Linked DNA regions of Homo sapiens: region 1 is linked to region 2. A link is a loop called in an ENCODE intact Hi-C map of the cell type or tissue named here. Cell type or tissue: B cell. All regions are shown on one strand.

The links. A loop is a pair of places that touch in the nucleus more often than their neighbours do. Peaks named below come from ENCODE experiments on the same cell type or tissue, not always from the same donor. Only the 100,000 strongest peaks of a DNase experiment are listed, where the experiment ranks them.
Region 1: it touches region 2 in a loop (10-fold over the local background); 49 of 110 quality-filtered maps call a loop at or near these places.

What each region holds. Positions count from the first base shown.
Region 1 is chr10:30,587,082-30,595,081 of GRCh38, reverse strand. LOC105376479 (a long non-coding RNA gene) reads right to left here and starts at 7,396. Exons shown (of 4, transcript XR_930794.4): 1 at 7,296-7,396; 2 at 6,837-6,928; 3 at 5,881-6,036; 4 at 3,923-5,477. In B cell, a CTCF peak has its summit at 3,693 (motif pointing right); DNase peaks (open chromatin) are centred at 3,691 and 7,421; H3K27ac peaks cover 319 bases; H3K27me3 peaks cover 255 bases.
Region 2 is chr10:30,410,715-30,418,714 of GRCh38, reverse strand. No RefSeq gene overlaps it. Among named protein-coding and RNA genes, the nearest start is that of MAP3K8, 19 kb to the left of the region's middle. RefSeq lists an enhancer at 1-116. In B cell, CTCF peaks have their summits at 4,323 and 4,526; DNase peaks (open chromatin) are centred at 2,894 and 4,504; H3K4me3 peaks cover 945 bases; H3K27ac peaks cover 3,824 bases.

The DNA.
Region 1 (8,000 bases), 180 kb before region 2:
GTCCTGAGGCTTCACTGCAGCCTGGGACTGTCCCACCTGACTCTCCCTCTCTCTCCTGCATTGGAGATCTGACCTGCATCCCAACCTGATGCCTCCCTCAGCCTCCTCCCTCCTTCCTGATATCTTCTCTTGGGCAGATGCTCTCGGAAAAGCCTCGCTCACTGAATCCCCCCCCACCCCTCGGGCATCTGTATCTCAGGGGACCGGGTTGGCACACCAGGGAAGGATGCCAGCTTCTGCACTGAAGGAAAAGGGCAGCACTGCAGGGCTCAGAGAGAGAAGGAGTGCCATGAGAGCTGCTCTGAAAGGATTGTCCTGACGCAGTTTTGAAGAGAACCCTTAGGAGTAGCAGGAGTCACAGCAGGAGACCAGGTGGAATGTTCTAGGTTCTGCCACAGCCAGGAAATGATGACGCCACTGTGACCCGGGGCAGCAGACAGGTGGGAGAAGTGGTCTGACTCTGGGTGTATTTTAAAGATACAACCAACAGGATTTCCTGGTGGATTAAGTGTGCCGTGTGAGAGAAAGAGGAGTCAAGGATGTTCAGCCTAGGAAGCTAGACCAATGGAGCCACCAACACCTGGAATGGGGGAACCTGTGGGCGGAGCAGATCTGGGGGAAATTTGGACACATCGGTGTGACGTCTCCTAGACATCCAAGCCACCATCTCAAGGAGGGACTTGGACGAATGTGTGTGCACTTTGGGAGAAAGTTCAGGGCTGGCAATGGACATGCAGGGGTTGTTATGTGTAGATAAACAGATGTTTAAAGACAAGGGACAGGATAAGGCCTCAGTGGGGAGATGAGGAAGTGATGAGGCTGGAAACCAAGAAGGAACTGCAGCAAATCTCAACTGATTTAGAGGTTTATTTTGCCAAGGTTGAGGATGAGCTCAGGAAAAAATTACACACACACACGCAGGTTACAGGAACATATGTAGCCTGTGCTTTTGTCCAAAGAGGGTTTTGACAACTTCAGTGTTTAAAAGGGAAAGAATGGGCAGGAGAGGAAGGAGGAAAGGAAAAAAAGGGAGGGTTGGCAAAAAGAACACTGATTAGTACACACTGAATCCACATTTTACATGTGAAAAGGGGAGGTCAATTATGCATTTGTCTGTGCTCAGTAAATCTACATTCTACAGAAGATAAAGTAAGCATGTGAAATTACAGCTATCTAGGAAAAAAAGGAAGGCAGTTGTTGGTTTGTTGTTTGTTTGTTTCAGCATAACTCAGTTGCCAAGATTCACTTTTCCCTTTGGCATGGTGAGTTTGGGGTCCAGGGATTTTATTTTCCTTTTGCAAGTCCAAAGATATTGTGACATTACAAGATTAAGGTGCAGCGAATGACACAGCAGAGAAGGCAGAGTGACCAAGGAGCAGGAGGAAAACCAAGAGAAGGTGGCGTCCGGATGCCAAGGGGAAAAAGATCATGAAAGAGAAGGGACCATCAACACACCCCAGCTGCTGAAGCCCAGGACAATGAGGACAGAGGAATGGCCATTGGATCTAGCAGTGCAGAGGTCATTAGTGACCGTTAAGGAAAATGCTGGATCTGGCTTTTCCTTTCAGAGGCCACAACTTCCACATGTGGGTCCCCTACACTCATCACCAGGGACACAGGCTCCAGACCACCCTGATCCCTGATGACCGCAACTTCTGAAGCAGCTCTGCCCACTCTACATTCTCCTCTGAGCCTGGTCTCTGCTCCTTGAGGGAGGGGACAGCCTGCCCGAGTGCTGAGCCACACTCCCTGCTGACCTGAGCATGGGAGCAAAGTGCTGCACTTGCTCTTTTTACCAGGTGGTTTCCAGAGACAATGTTCCTCAACGAAAGGAAAGTGTCCTAGTGATTGGAACTGCACCTCGAAGAGCTTGAGTCTCAGAAGGAGAATCACTGGGCCAAGTGTGATGGGAGTAGGGCCCTGGTCCCAGCTCTTCTAGTGACCAGTGTTGTGGGTGAGCCACAATTATCTGGACCGGTGGCATGGGGGTAAAAGAATTTACCAAGACAGTTGTAGATAAAGAAAGGCAGATTTGTTTGTTTAAAAAAAGCATGAAAATATGTTGCAAGAAGGCAACGGGCAGCCAGCAGAAGAGCAGCTGACAGCCAGGAGGCAGAGGCTTGCTGGGGATTTTATAGGATGGTGCTTGTGCTGTGTGCTGGAGAGGGCTGTGTGTGGTACTGACAACGCCAAGGTTGCAGTGAGCCAACTTGCAGGTGTCTGGTGATACCTGGGCACAGGAAGATTGTGAGTTATTTGCACAGGAGGGCTGTGTGTCTGGACCATGAAGAAAGGCAGACTTACAGCTTACCTGTTTCCCCTTTTTGCTTTCCCCTCCTCCCACCAGCCTGACTCCTTTTTACTAATTAGGACTCCAGACCCAGCTCTGTCCCTGTACTCACCTCACCCTTCTCGGCCTTATCCGCTTCCTCTGTGGAATAAGGGGATCTGCCACCAGATTCTCACGCTATCTGGATGATAGAAGCCCCACATGCCACTCGGTGCATGTAGCAATATGACCTACTCAGCACATTGTGGATTTCTAAATAAATTTAGAATAATTTCTAAATAAATTAACTTTTAGGATAAGAAATAAAAAGAATTTTTTCCAGCAAAGAGAGGGGGAAATATAGGCCTTATCTTTATAGTCAAATACCAAACAAGGGACCTGAGCCATTGGAGGGGAAGAGGGGCAGCTGTTGATCACAGTTCGTCTGTCCCAGGGTCTCACCTAAGAGTCATCTGTTGCCTATTCAGTTAGAGAGCATAATAGGTACAATGATTTAAGAAAAATATACGGGAGGGCTGGGCACAGAGGATCACACCTATAATCCCAGCACTTGGAGAGACAGAGGTGGGAGGATCACTTGAGCCCAGGAGTTCAAGGCCAGCCTGGGCAACATAGTGAGACCTCCTGTCTGCAAATAAAAGAAAACAAAAATAGCTAGGAATGGTGGCATGTGTCTGTGGTCCCAGCTACTCAGGAGGCTGATGTGGGAAGATTGCTTGAGCCTGGGAGGTCGAGGCTGCAGTGAGCCATGACAGCACCACTGCACTCCAGCCTGTGTGACAGAGCAAGACCTTGTCTCAATAAAATAATATTAAAAGAAAAAGAAAAAAAATAAGTGGGAGAAAACTCAGAATTGAGAAAATCGTTCTTATTAACTTTCTTCCTGTGACTTGGGGGAAAGATTGGCTGCTAATTGATTGCAATTCTGGAGCCAGAGAAAACCCATTTTCTAGGCTGAGGATCACTTGCTAGACAGTCTCCAAAGCTCCTTCCACCTGTTAAGTGTCTAAGATTCCACAAAGTGACACCTACCTCCTCCAGGGGCTAAAGTCACCTGAAATACTACAGCGTGGGCTCCCAAGGCGAGGCTGCCTCCCTAGAAGCGTGAAATGAAATGAATGGCTTTGTTTTATTTTTTAATTAAATAAAGTCCTTGGGCAGAAGCTTGAAACAGATGAGACATCTAAAGAGGCAAGCTATGCTCTTCTAAGGGAGCCAAAGGAGAGTGTGTGGAAGGGCCAGCTAGACCTTGCAACCTCAGAATGAAAGTATTCGTGAAGAGTCAGGCATGCAAACCATCCCTTAGGCAGCAGAGCGGGAAAGATGAATTGATGGCCCTGCGGTCTCCACCACCCTTTCCTACCTGGGAAGTCTAGTGTCTGTAATTACTCCTGTTGGCCTCTAGATGGCAGTCGGGGAAAACAAAACTCTGATGGGGCCGAGCCACAGAAACTAACAAAAGGTTGGAATAAAGCTACAAAACAAATATGATTTTTTAAAAATACAGCAGAATAAGGGTAAATAGATAAAATGTGAAGAAAACTAACCAATGACTTCCTGCATATAATACACAACCAATGCTTTAGGAGAAATCTCATTCAAAGCTACTTAATTTAGAATTCTGAAACCAAATTCACAGCTTACTTGGGTACGTTTTTAATAGTCCACAGTCACAATGCCAATATTTATGCTTCACTTTATGCAATAAATGTTATTGTACTAAGCAGCTTTTGAAAGTCTCTCTAAATTCTAAAGATCCCCTGAATATGCTCTTTTATTTTGCAGTGGGGGGCAGGGGAAGGGTGAACTACACCTTGATTTTTTTTTTCAACTTTTAAGTTTGGGGTACCTGTGCAGAATGTGCAGGTTTGTTACATAGGTAAATGTGTGCCATGGTGGTTTGCTGCACAGACCATCCCATCACCTAGGTGTTAAGTCCAGCATCCATTAGCTATTCTTCCTGATGCTCTCCCTCCATGACTTACCCACAACAGGCCCCAGTGTGTGTTGCTCCTCCCAAGTGTCCATGTGTTCTCATCATTCAGCTCCCACTAATAAGTGAGAACATGCAGTGTTTGGTTTTCTGTTCCTGCATTAGTTTGCTGAGAATAATGGCTTCCAACTCCATCCGTGTCCCTGCAAAGGACATGATCTTATTCCTTTTTATGGCTTCATAGTATTCCATGGTTTATATATACATTTTCTTTATCCAGTCTGTCACTGATGAGCATTCAGGTTAATCCCACGTCTTTACTATTGTGAATAGTGCTGCAGTGAACATACGTGTGCATGTATCTTTATAATAGAATGATTTATGTTCCTTTGGGTACATACCCAGTAGAGGGATTGCTGGGTCAAATGGTATTTCTGCCCCTAGGTCTTCGAGGAATCACGATGCTGTCTTCCATAATGGTTGAACTCATTTACATTCCCACCAACAGTGTAAAAGTGTTCCTTTTTCTCCACAACCTCACCAGCATCTGTTGTTTTTTGACATTTCAGTAATAGCCATTCTGACTAGTGTGAGAAGGTACATTATTGTGGTTTTGATTTGAATTTCTCTAATGATCAGTGATATTGAGGTTTTTTTCACTTGTTTTTTGACCACATATATGTCTTCTTTTGAGAAGTGTCTGTTCATGTCCTTTGCCCACTTATCTTTTTTTCTTACAAATTTGTTTAAGTCCCTTGTAGACTCTGGATGTTAGACCTTTGTTAGATGGATAGATTGCAAAAATTTTCTCCCATGATTCCCTGAATACACTCTTGATAAGCAGAATATGAAAATTCAGCTTTTGCAATTTGAATCATATTTTCCAGTAGATTTTAACACGATCTTTATATTGATTGTTCTAAGCCCTGCAGTTCTAGCCCTTTGGAACTAATATTTGAAATAAGCTCAGGGATATTCTCTGGATCCACGCTCTCATAGGAGAACCTGTTGGTGGTTCCATTTTCTCCCCTGGGAGGCTCCTCTGGGGGGTGTTGGTGCTGCAGGAGTGACAGGTGTGTAGCAGGTGTGGGTGAGCTGTGCTGACAGCAGTGGAGGGACCTGTGTGTCCTGAGTCCTCAAATGAGGCAGCAAATCTGCTAGATGCATCCTGGGATGCTGAACTGCGGAGGACTTCTTCCCAAGTACCGGCCCGCAGCCCAGTAACACAGCGCTTGGGCCGCCCAAGGCCACTTCCTGTTGGGGAAGAGAGAGAGACTTCAAGTGCAGAACTTGGTGACAGAGCGCTGAGGCCAAGTGGCTGTTGGGACTGATACCCAAACAAAAAGAAGGCAGACCTCACATCTCAGGTCAGTCACCACTGACACAACCCAGCACCTGACGGCACCTGGGACATCTGACAAACGCAGAAGCCAAAACCCAAATGACAGACGTTCAGAGGGATGAATTCCTGCTGGCAACTTGTGCACCGAAAACATCAGAAATATGCAGCTCAGAAAAAAAAAAAAAAGGTGATTGACCGTCCAAAGTGTCTACTTTTGAAAATTATTTCTTAAAGTTAACATTTTTCACAAAAACATAAATTCATTGGGTTAGAATCGACCCCAAGAAATCACCTGGTCTAGTGTCTAATTCTTACCTCCAGAAGGAGCAGCTCTTAAGCCATGCCAAGCAAAACAAAACAAGACCAACAAAACCACCTGCCCCTTCCCTTTCTTCGAGTTTCTAGAGGAGATTTGACCAGGAACCGCTGCTTTTTTCCCTTCGCCATTAGTACATCGTTGTTAACGTCTGACTGTGGATTAAAACAGACCTGGATTAGAATTCATACTTCTCCATGTACAGGCTGTGCACACTTAAGCACTACCTAACTCTCAGAGCCGCACTTTCTCCATCTGTAAAATGAATACCAGGATATGCACCAATTAGAGGTGCTGCAAGGCTTGAATAAAAAAAATATGTTAACAGCTATACGTGATGCTTGGCCACTATGAATAGCCAATCCATAAACACTTGGCCCCTTGTCTTCCCTCCTCCCTGTCAGGAATAGTTGGGTTATCATAATAACTCCCCCAATATCATAATAATTGGGGGAACACTACTAAAGTTTAATGGTCAGATGTTCCACTTTGCTTATGTCAGCCCTGTAAAGTGAAAAATCATCCCATGTCCTAGACGATTTCCAAGTATACAGCTGAACATTCATACAGGTGAAAAACCCACAGGTAATGATCTCAGCCCAAACACAAATTTTGCAGACAAATGTAGGCATTTTTTGTTTTATTTTATTTTATGTAGAGATGGCAGTCTCGCTATGTTGCCCAGGCTGGTCTCAAACTCCTGGCCTCAAGGAATCCTTCTGCTTCAGCCTTCCAAAGTACTGGGATTACAGGTCTGAACCATCATGCCCAATTAGGCCTTTTTATTAACATGGTTATAAGTATATGACATTTTCTCGTACATTTTGTTGTCAATCAAGGGTAGACTTTTTGTGTGTGTTGTTTGTAACTTGGCCAAGAATTGTTGACAATTTTGTAAAATCAGATTAATAATGTTAATGCCCCCAGAAGTATATAAATCATGAACACAGCATACCTATGTCAGTACATATTGTAGTGGTTAAGTTCCTGAAGATTCCTCACAGAGAGAAATGGACTCTACTGATTCCTTATGTCACAGTTGTTGCACTGCATAGATTTAAAAATAAATTTTGGGTTGCAATTTCAAAATAGTAAAAAGACTTTTTAAAAAATATTGTATTGATAAGCAAATGGGGTCACTGGGTGTGACAGGGCTGAGGGCCCTTGCAGTTGCAAAAGCTTGGACTTCCCAGCCAACCAGCCCTGGAAGGTTCTCCGTGGCCTCCCACTCCATTCATTCATTTGCAGGAGCAGCCCTTCATTGGGGGGATCCCAGGGGCTGCCCCTAGGGGCCCCTCTCATGCACCATCGGCATCAGGCCTTGATGCTTAGAAGCAGCCGGCTCTGAGTGAGTGTGGATGTGGCTGCCTTCCCTGCTGATCCCCAGGGAAATCCCCTAGCATTCCCCACTCACCTGAACTTGACTTTCCCTCCAGCCACAGGCCCTAAGAGAAGCCAATGATCTTCCTCCTCGCTGCCTGTCGCTGAGAGGGGAAGATCGCCAGGGGATCCAAGGCCAAAGCCCAGTGCTCTGGGGCAGTCCCAGCTGGGATCCCACTTCCTCATTTGCTCTCTTCCGTTCCCCTGCCAGCTAAGGTTGTCAGGCTTAGCAAATACATCTGCAGTATTTGAGATATGCTTCTACTAAGCCATGCGATGTTTAAGATATCTAATACAAAAAAAAAATTGTTGTCAATCTGAAACTCAAATTTAACCAGCATCCTGTATTTTCTCTGGCACTCCTACTCCCCATGCCTCTCTGGAGTTGAGAGGTAAGAGGCCAGCAGGGAAAGAGGTCTGGCAGTCACCTGCCTCAAACTTCGGCTGAAGAGGCAAGAGCTGCCCTGGGGGGCCTGTTGCTCTCTTCATTCCCAGAACCAAATGCTGTCCTCAAGTTATCCCCAGTCCCCCCTTCTCCTGAGTAAGGAGCATTATATTTAGGGTAGGAAAACACCAGTATGACTTTTATACTGATGATCTCCAAGATCTTCTAATTTTAAAGTGAAACAAGGAGATACATAACCTTTGTGATCCCAAGAGAATGGCTGCATGAAGCTGTATGGATTCCCTGATAATGCTAGTCTCAGAATCAGGGCACAATGGCAGGATCTTAGGGATC
Region 2 (8,000 bases):
CCAACTAAGGAACTATTGAATGTTTGACATAGTTTGCAGAGGCTTTAGGAGATCTTAACAGGTTCTTTTTTTCTTTCTTTTCTTTTCTTTTGAGACAGGGTCTCCCTCTGTCATCCAGGCTGGAGTATAGTGGCACAATCCCGGGTCACTGCAACCTCCACCTCCAGGGTTCAAGCGATTCTCCCGCCTCAGCCTCCTGAGTCGCTGGAATTACAGTGTGCGCCACCACAGCCTGGCTAATTCTTGTACTTTTAGTAGAGACGGGGTTTCACCATTTTGGTCAGGCTGATTTCAAACTGCTGACCTCAGGTGATCTGCCCACCTTGGCCTCCCAAAGTGCCGGGATTACAGGCCTGAGTCACCTCCCCTGGCAACAGTTTCTTTCTTTCTTTTTTACTTTCTCTCTTTCTTTCTTTCTTTCTTTCTTTCTTTCTTTCTTTCTTTCTTTCTTTCTTTCTTTCTTTCTTTCTTTCTCTTTCTTTCTTTCCTTCTTTCTTTCTTTCTTTCCTTCCTTTTTTCCTTCCTTCCTTTCTCTTTCTTCCCTCTTTCTTTCCCTCCCTCCCTCCCTTCCTTCCTTCTTTCTTTTTTATTTTTGAGACAGAGTTTAGCTCTGTCACCCAGGTTAGAGTGCAGTGGCGTGATCTTGGCTCACTGCAACCTGCACCTCCTGGATTCAAGCGATTCTCCTACCTCAGCCTCCTGAGTAGCTGGGATTACAAGCGCCTGCCACCATGCCCCACTAATTTTTTTTCTTTTAGTAGAGATGGGGTTTCACCATGTTGGACAAGTTTGTCTTGGACTTCTGACCTCTAGTGATCTGCCTGCCTCGGCCTCCCAAAGTGCTGGGATTACAGGTGTGAGCCACCATGCCCAGCTAACAGTTTCTTTAGAAAGGTCAGTTTAAAGGCCTGTTTTTGTGTCTCAGGGAACTACATGGAGTGTTTGTTTTTTAATACACTGGGACAAAGAAGAGCAAGCCTAGTGTTTAATGTCCTGAGCCTTTAGCTATGTGGCTGCCCAGGCGGGCTTTTCTTTTCCTAACCCAGCTGGATTGCCATAGACCAACGAGAAGTGGCTTGACCCAGGAAGAAAACATGGGTTCTATCCCCAGGAGTGGAGTCAGAGTATTTCCCAGATGCTGGTCCCCATCCAACTAGAGGCTGTTTCCTCTGCCTTGCAACCACTGGCAGGTACAGGCACTTCTGCCCACAAGACAGTCTGGCAGCAGTAGCATTTCCTAAGAGATCCAGTGACAGATGGCTCTGACAGGATACAACAGCCTGCAGAGGAAAGAAACACGGGACAGCAATCTCTCTTGTCTCTTGTCTCTTCCAAGGACACTTTTCTTCCTTTCTTATTCTGAAGAAAAGAAGACATGAGTTAGTACTAAATGTGGCAGGAATAGTGGGCCAGGCGCGGTGGCTCACTCCTGTAGTCCTAGCACTTTGAGAGGCCAAGTGGGGAGGATTGCTTGAGCCCAGGAGTTCAAGACCAGCCTGGGCAACATAGGGAGACGCTGTATCTACAAATAAATAAATAAATAAATAAAATTAGCTGGGCATGGTGGCATCCACCTGTAGTGCCAACTACTCTTGAGGCCGAGATGAGGGGATGGATCACTTAAGCCTGGGAGCTCCAGACTGCACTGCACTCCAGCCTGGGCAACAGAGTCAGACCCCATCTCAAACAAACAAACAAACAAAATAATAGAAATGAGTAATGCTGTACTTGTATGAGTGACTGTGCATCTGAATTCATGGAATTATTGGGGTCTAAGTTCATAGAACTCATTACTAAAGAGGGGATCACAGTTGAAAATCACATGTAAGTAAATTAATAAAAGTCTCTGAAATCTAAGTCAAAAATTAATATGGAAGCAAGCATAGAAAAAAAGCATCCACTTGGTCTGCATGGAGAAAAGTGCTTAACTCCAGCAATAACTGGATTTGATGAGATGTTTTTCATGTGGTAAAACATACTCTTTAGCGCTGTGCGTTATGGCTCATGCCTGTAATTTTAGCACGTTGGGAGGCTGAGGCAGAAGGATCCCTTGAGCCCAGGAGTTCGAGGCCAGCCTGGGCAACATAGGTAGACCTTGTCTCTATAAAAATAAAATAATAAAATAAAATGAAATAAAATGAAAAAAGAAGACCATATCCTTTTCAGAAAATTAAATACAAAGAGTAGGTGTGGTGGATCATGCCTATAATCCCAGCACTTTGGGAAGCCAAGACTGGAAGATCTCTTGAGCTCTAGAGTTTGATACCAGCCTGGGAAACATGGAGACAATCTGTCTCTACATAAAATACAAAAACTAGCCAGGTATGGAGGCTCGCTACTTGGGAGGCTGACGGGGGAGGACCGCTTGAACCCAGGAGTTTAAAGCTGCAGTGAGCTGTGTTCACACCATTGCACTCCAGCCTGGGTGACAGAGTGAAACTCTGTTTCAAAAAAAGAGAGAAAGAAAAGTAAATTAAAAAGTAAATCTAGAATTCCATGAATTATTGGCACACATCCAGTGATGGTCTTCAGTAATGGTTCTCATGCTTTAGCTAAAACCATTTATAAATGCTAAACCTTGTTTTAAAAAAAATACAGATTCCTGAATCGCACTTCTAGATATTCTGATGAAGTAATTCTAAGGGTGCAGCCCAGAAATCTATATTTTAGTAAGCTCACCAAATACTTCTGACTCACGAATCAGTTCCCTGGACCAACTTTAGAAACTATAGTCTCCCAAAAACAGAAAGAAAACTTACTTGGGAATACACAAAGCCAAACTGCAAGAACATTAGTGTCAGATTCCAAAATCCAATGTTCACACTTTAAAACATTTGCCTATGGGCACTGGTACATGACTTTCAGTCTCACTGATTCTTCATGGTCTCCATAGCAACAACGGCTTAGAAAAAGAAATCACAGAGGAAATAAGAAAATTGTTAATGCTACTTCTTTTTTTTTTTCTTTGAGATGGAGTTTCGCTCTGTCGCCCAAGCTGGAGTGCAGTGGCGTGATCTTGGTTCAGTGCAACCTCTGCCTCCTGGGTTTAAGTGATTCTCGTGCCTCAGACTCCCGAGTAGCTGGGATTACAGGTGCGTACCACCACACCTGGCTAATTTTTGTATTTTCAGTAGAGACGGGGTTTTGCCATGTTGGCCAGGCTGGTCTCGAACTCCTGGTCTCAAGTGATCCCCCTGGCTTAGCCTCCCAAAGTGCTGAGATTACAGACAGGTGTGAGCCACCACACCTGGCCAAAATAATGAAGTGTTTCATAATGATGATTTCTTACGCTAGATAAAATATTCTATTACTACCTGTATCCTAGGGTTTTGTGGGTGTTAACTGAGCCAATATACCTAAAATGCTTAGAACTATAAGTGGCTAATATTAATATTAATCACTTAATAAATGTAATATGTTAGCTGGGCATGGTGGCATGTATGTAGCTCCAGCTACTCTGGAGGCTATGGCAGGAGGATCACTTGAGCCCAAGAGTCTTAGGCCACAGTGACCTATGATTGTGCTTGTAAACAACCACTGCACTCCAGCCTGGGCATCATAGTAGACCCTGTCTCTAAAATATATATGTGTGTGTGTGTGTGTGTGTGTGTGTGTGTGTGTGTGTGTGTGTGTATGTGTATATGTGTGTGTATGTGTATATACGTGTGTATATATGTAAATATACATATATATGTGATATACATATAAACTTAGATCTCTTCATATATGTTACATACAATGTAATATGTATATATGTGTTATATATAATATACATGTTTACATATTACACATGTTTATATATTGTTACATAAAATATATATCAGATGTAACACATGTAAATATGATATAACATATGTAACATAAATATGATATATACATATGATGTATACATATATGTAACATATAAAAATAGAGATCTATATTTACATATATTACATATAAATTATATTATATATAATATAAATATGTAGTATAATACATATTATATATTACATATAAATTATATGTAACATATGTATAAATAGAGATCTATATTTATAATCTAATAGTATTCTAATCTGTGGATAGATTACAAATTAAGTAGTCCCCTCCTCACATTGGAACTGTAGATTGCTTCTAACTTTCCTACATATATGGCATTGAAAATTCCTGTATGTACCTTCATGTGCATCTCTAATTCAGATAGATTTCTAGTAATGGAATTACTAGATCAAAAAGCATGAACAAGTTTAAGGGATGGACCTATAATCACAATGATTAGAAAGTCAGTCAAATCTGTGTTGGAATCACCACTTATTCTATGACCTTGGTCATTTTGCTTAATTTTCTCAATTTTCATATCCATAAAATGGGGATAACAACAACATTCACAGGCATATTGTGATGTAATTAGACACAACACAATACTGTCACACAGTATGTTCAAAGTAAATGTAAGCTGTTTTTATGAGGACATTTGAAACAGCAGGGCATTGCTTCATCCTAGCATTGGGTGAGAAAGCATTGGACAGTTTTCAACAGTGACTCCATGTGGCCATAATAGAAATAGCAGTGGCAGAAAACACGTGTTGTCAGAAATGACCAGATTTATCAGTTCTTTCTTTGGTGTTTGTTAACAGGACTGTCCATTTGGATGGCCAAAGCCTGTGCCCGAGATTCTTTTTTTTTTTTTTTTTTTTGAGACAGAGTTTCACTCTTGTCGCCCAGCCTGGAGTGCAACGGCAAAATCTCGGCTCACCGCAACTTCTGCCTCCCAGGTTCAAGCGATTCTCCTGCCTCAGCCTCCCGAATAGCTGGGATTACAGGCATGTGCCACCATACTTGGCTAATTTTGTATTTTTAGTAGAGATGAGGTCTCTCTATGTTGGTCAGGCTGGTTGCCAACCCCCAACCTCAGATGATCTGCCCGCCTTGGCCTCCTAAAGTGCTGGGATTACAGGCGTGAGCCACCGTGTCAGGCCATGAGATTCTTGAATAATTTGATACAGACAAAGTTCAGGAAAGAGATAATGGGCCCTGCTAATCTTTTTTTTTTTTTTTTTTTAAGATGGAGTCTCTTTCTGTTGCCCAGGATGGAGTGCAGTGGTGTGATTTCAGCTCACTACAACCTCTGCCTCCCATGTTCAAGCGATTCTCCTGCCTCAGCCTCCCAAGTAGCTGGAATTACAGGTGTGTGCCACCACGCCTGGCTAATTTTTGTATTTTTAGTAGAGACAGGGTTTCACTATGTTGGCCAGGCTGGTCTCGAATTCCTGACCTCAGGTGATCCACCCACCTCAGCCTCCCAAAGTGCTGGGATTACAGCTTGAGCCACAGTGACCAACCTGTATCTTTTAATATATTGCATGTATAATATATTGCACATGTAATATACTGTGACACACACACACACACGTGAAGCAGCTTGTAATGATTTCTAAGGAAACAACATAACAACAGTCTATCTCTCTGCATAATATAACCATGAGGAGTCACTTTGGCAATTTTATTTGTATCTTATATTTCCCAGCAAAATCTAAGAGTGAATCTTAGTGAATGGTTGGGATTGGCATGCTGATGTAGTTCATGAAAGTCCTCCTGGCTTGACCTGCTAGAGAAGTTGGGAGGCCCAGAATTTAGAAATACAACCAGAAGTGATTACATAACAAGCATGTTGACTACATTAAACAACTGGCTTGTCAGATGATGAATATACACATTTCACTCATTTTAGTTCAGAAAACATGTCAATCTTAAGCAATTCCATGGTTTCTACAATCCACTCATAAAGATTAAATGAAAGAAAATATGATTTTAAAATAAGCTTTTGGCCAGGCATGGTGCCTTCCGCTTATAATCCCACCACTTTGGGAGGCCGAGGCAGGTGGATCGCTTGAGGCCAGGAGTTCCAGACCAGCCTGGCCAACATGGGGAAACCCTGCCTTTACTAAAAATACAAAAATTAGCTAAGTATGGTGGTGCACACCTGTAGTCCAGGTATTTGGGAGGCTGAAGGATGAGAATCACTTGAACCCAGGGAGCAGGGGTTGCAGTGAGCCTAGATTTGTGCCACTGCACTCCAGCCTGGGCAACAGAGCGTGACACCATCTCAAAAAAAAAAAAAAAGAAAAGAAAAGAAAAGAAAAGAAAAAGAAAAAGACATTAAATTTCTTTCCTAATGACAGGTGGTAGGCTCCTAGTAGAGGGAGGACTAGAACCCACTTCTTCTGATTCCCTTCTTCTGATTCCCAGGCCAGTGCCTTTTATACTATACCTTGAAGATCCCCTGATCTTTACTTAATACTTAGGGATTATCCTTTTTCAAGATGCTAGGCTAAGCCACAAGGAACAGAACTATGAAATTTTCTCCTTGGACTTAAGCAATGAATAAATGAATGGAATTAATATAAACATATATTTTGGCTTCCCTAATGTATAAGTAAATCTTTCTACATGTATTGGTCTAAAGCCAGTGAAAGAGGTTTGTGAGCTTTCCTTTTAAGTGTGAACTGAATGGCTGTGTGAAGTCAACTGTTTGGTTACTAAGGGCAATTTATCCATAGGAGTTTCTCCTTATTTAGACAACATAATGTTCATGGAAGTTGATCATACAAATTGGATCATCCTTGTTATATCCAATTAAAGATGGAGAAGCAAGGAGTGAAAAAGCACTCAGGGTACAAAACATTGCTCCAAGAATGCAATTCTCTGCAAACCTGGCTGCTGTAACTGCCTGTTTTTCAAATTGAAGGACACCCGGCCTGTGTGCTCGAATTGCAATTTTTGCTTCCCAAATAAGACTTTTTAAACGTAGAAATTCATCTCTATATTTTATTTGACTTTGACATGTTCAATCATTCATTGAACACTCAGGCATTTGACAAAGGAGATCAAGAAGTCCTGGCTGGGTGCGGTGGCTCATGCCTGTAGTCCCAGCTCTCTGGGAGGCCGAGGAAGGAGTTTGAGACCAGCCTGACCAACATGGTGAAACCCCATCTCTACTAAAAATACAAAAATTAGCTGGGTGTGGTGGCATGCACCTGTAATCCTAGCTACTTGGGAGGCTGAGGCAGGAGAATTGCTTGAACCCAGGAGGCAGAGGTTGCAGTGAGCCAAGATCAAGCCATTGCATTCCAGCCTGAGTGACAAGAGCGAAAATCTGTCTAAAAACAAAAACAAAAAATAGAAGAAGCCCCCAGCATTAGAGCTGTGCATCTCACATAAGAGCTCAGGAATCTCTGCAGTCAGGGCTGGGGGAAGGCATGAGAGTGGAGGACTTTCAATTTTACTCAGCCAATTTGAGGAGAAATGTGAAGTAATTTAACTGTATAGTTAGGGAAAGTGTCATTGTTATACTGTAACAAACATAGAAGTAATGGAGAAAATGCAAAACTTTCATGATTTTAAAAATAAAAGACACAGTTTCATAGAATTTGCAAGATTGTGATAGTTCATGTGTTTCAAAACTGTCCTGTAGCTGGGACGACAGGCATGTACCACTGCTCTTGGCTAATTTTTGTATTTTTGGTAGAAAGACGAGGTTTTGCCACGTGGCCCAGCCTGGTCTCAAACTCCTGGGCTCAAGCAATTGACCTGCTTTTGCCTCCCAAAGTGCTGGGATTACAGGCGTGAGCTACTGTGCCTGGCCCAATATATTTACTTATTTATGTATTTAGCTTTTATGTTTATTTATTTATTTTGGAGACAGGGCCTCACTCTGTCATCCAGGCTGGAGTGCAGTGGCGCAATCTCAGCTCACTGCAACCTTCGCCTCTGGGGCTCAAGTGATTCTCCTGTCTCAGCCTCCCAAGTGGCTTAGACTACAGATGTGTGCCACCACACCTGGCTAATTTTTATATTTTCAATGGAGATGGGGTTTCACCATGTTGACCAAGCTGGTCTCAAACTCTTGACCTGAAGTGATCTGCCTGCCTCAGCCTCCCAAAGTGTTGGGATTACAGGCGTGAACCACTGCACCTGGCCCAATATATTTATGTATTTATTTATTTTTGTTTTTGAGG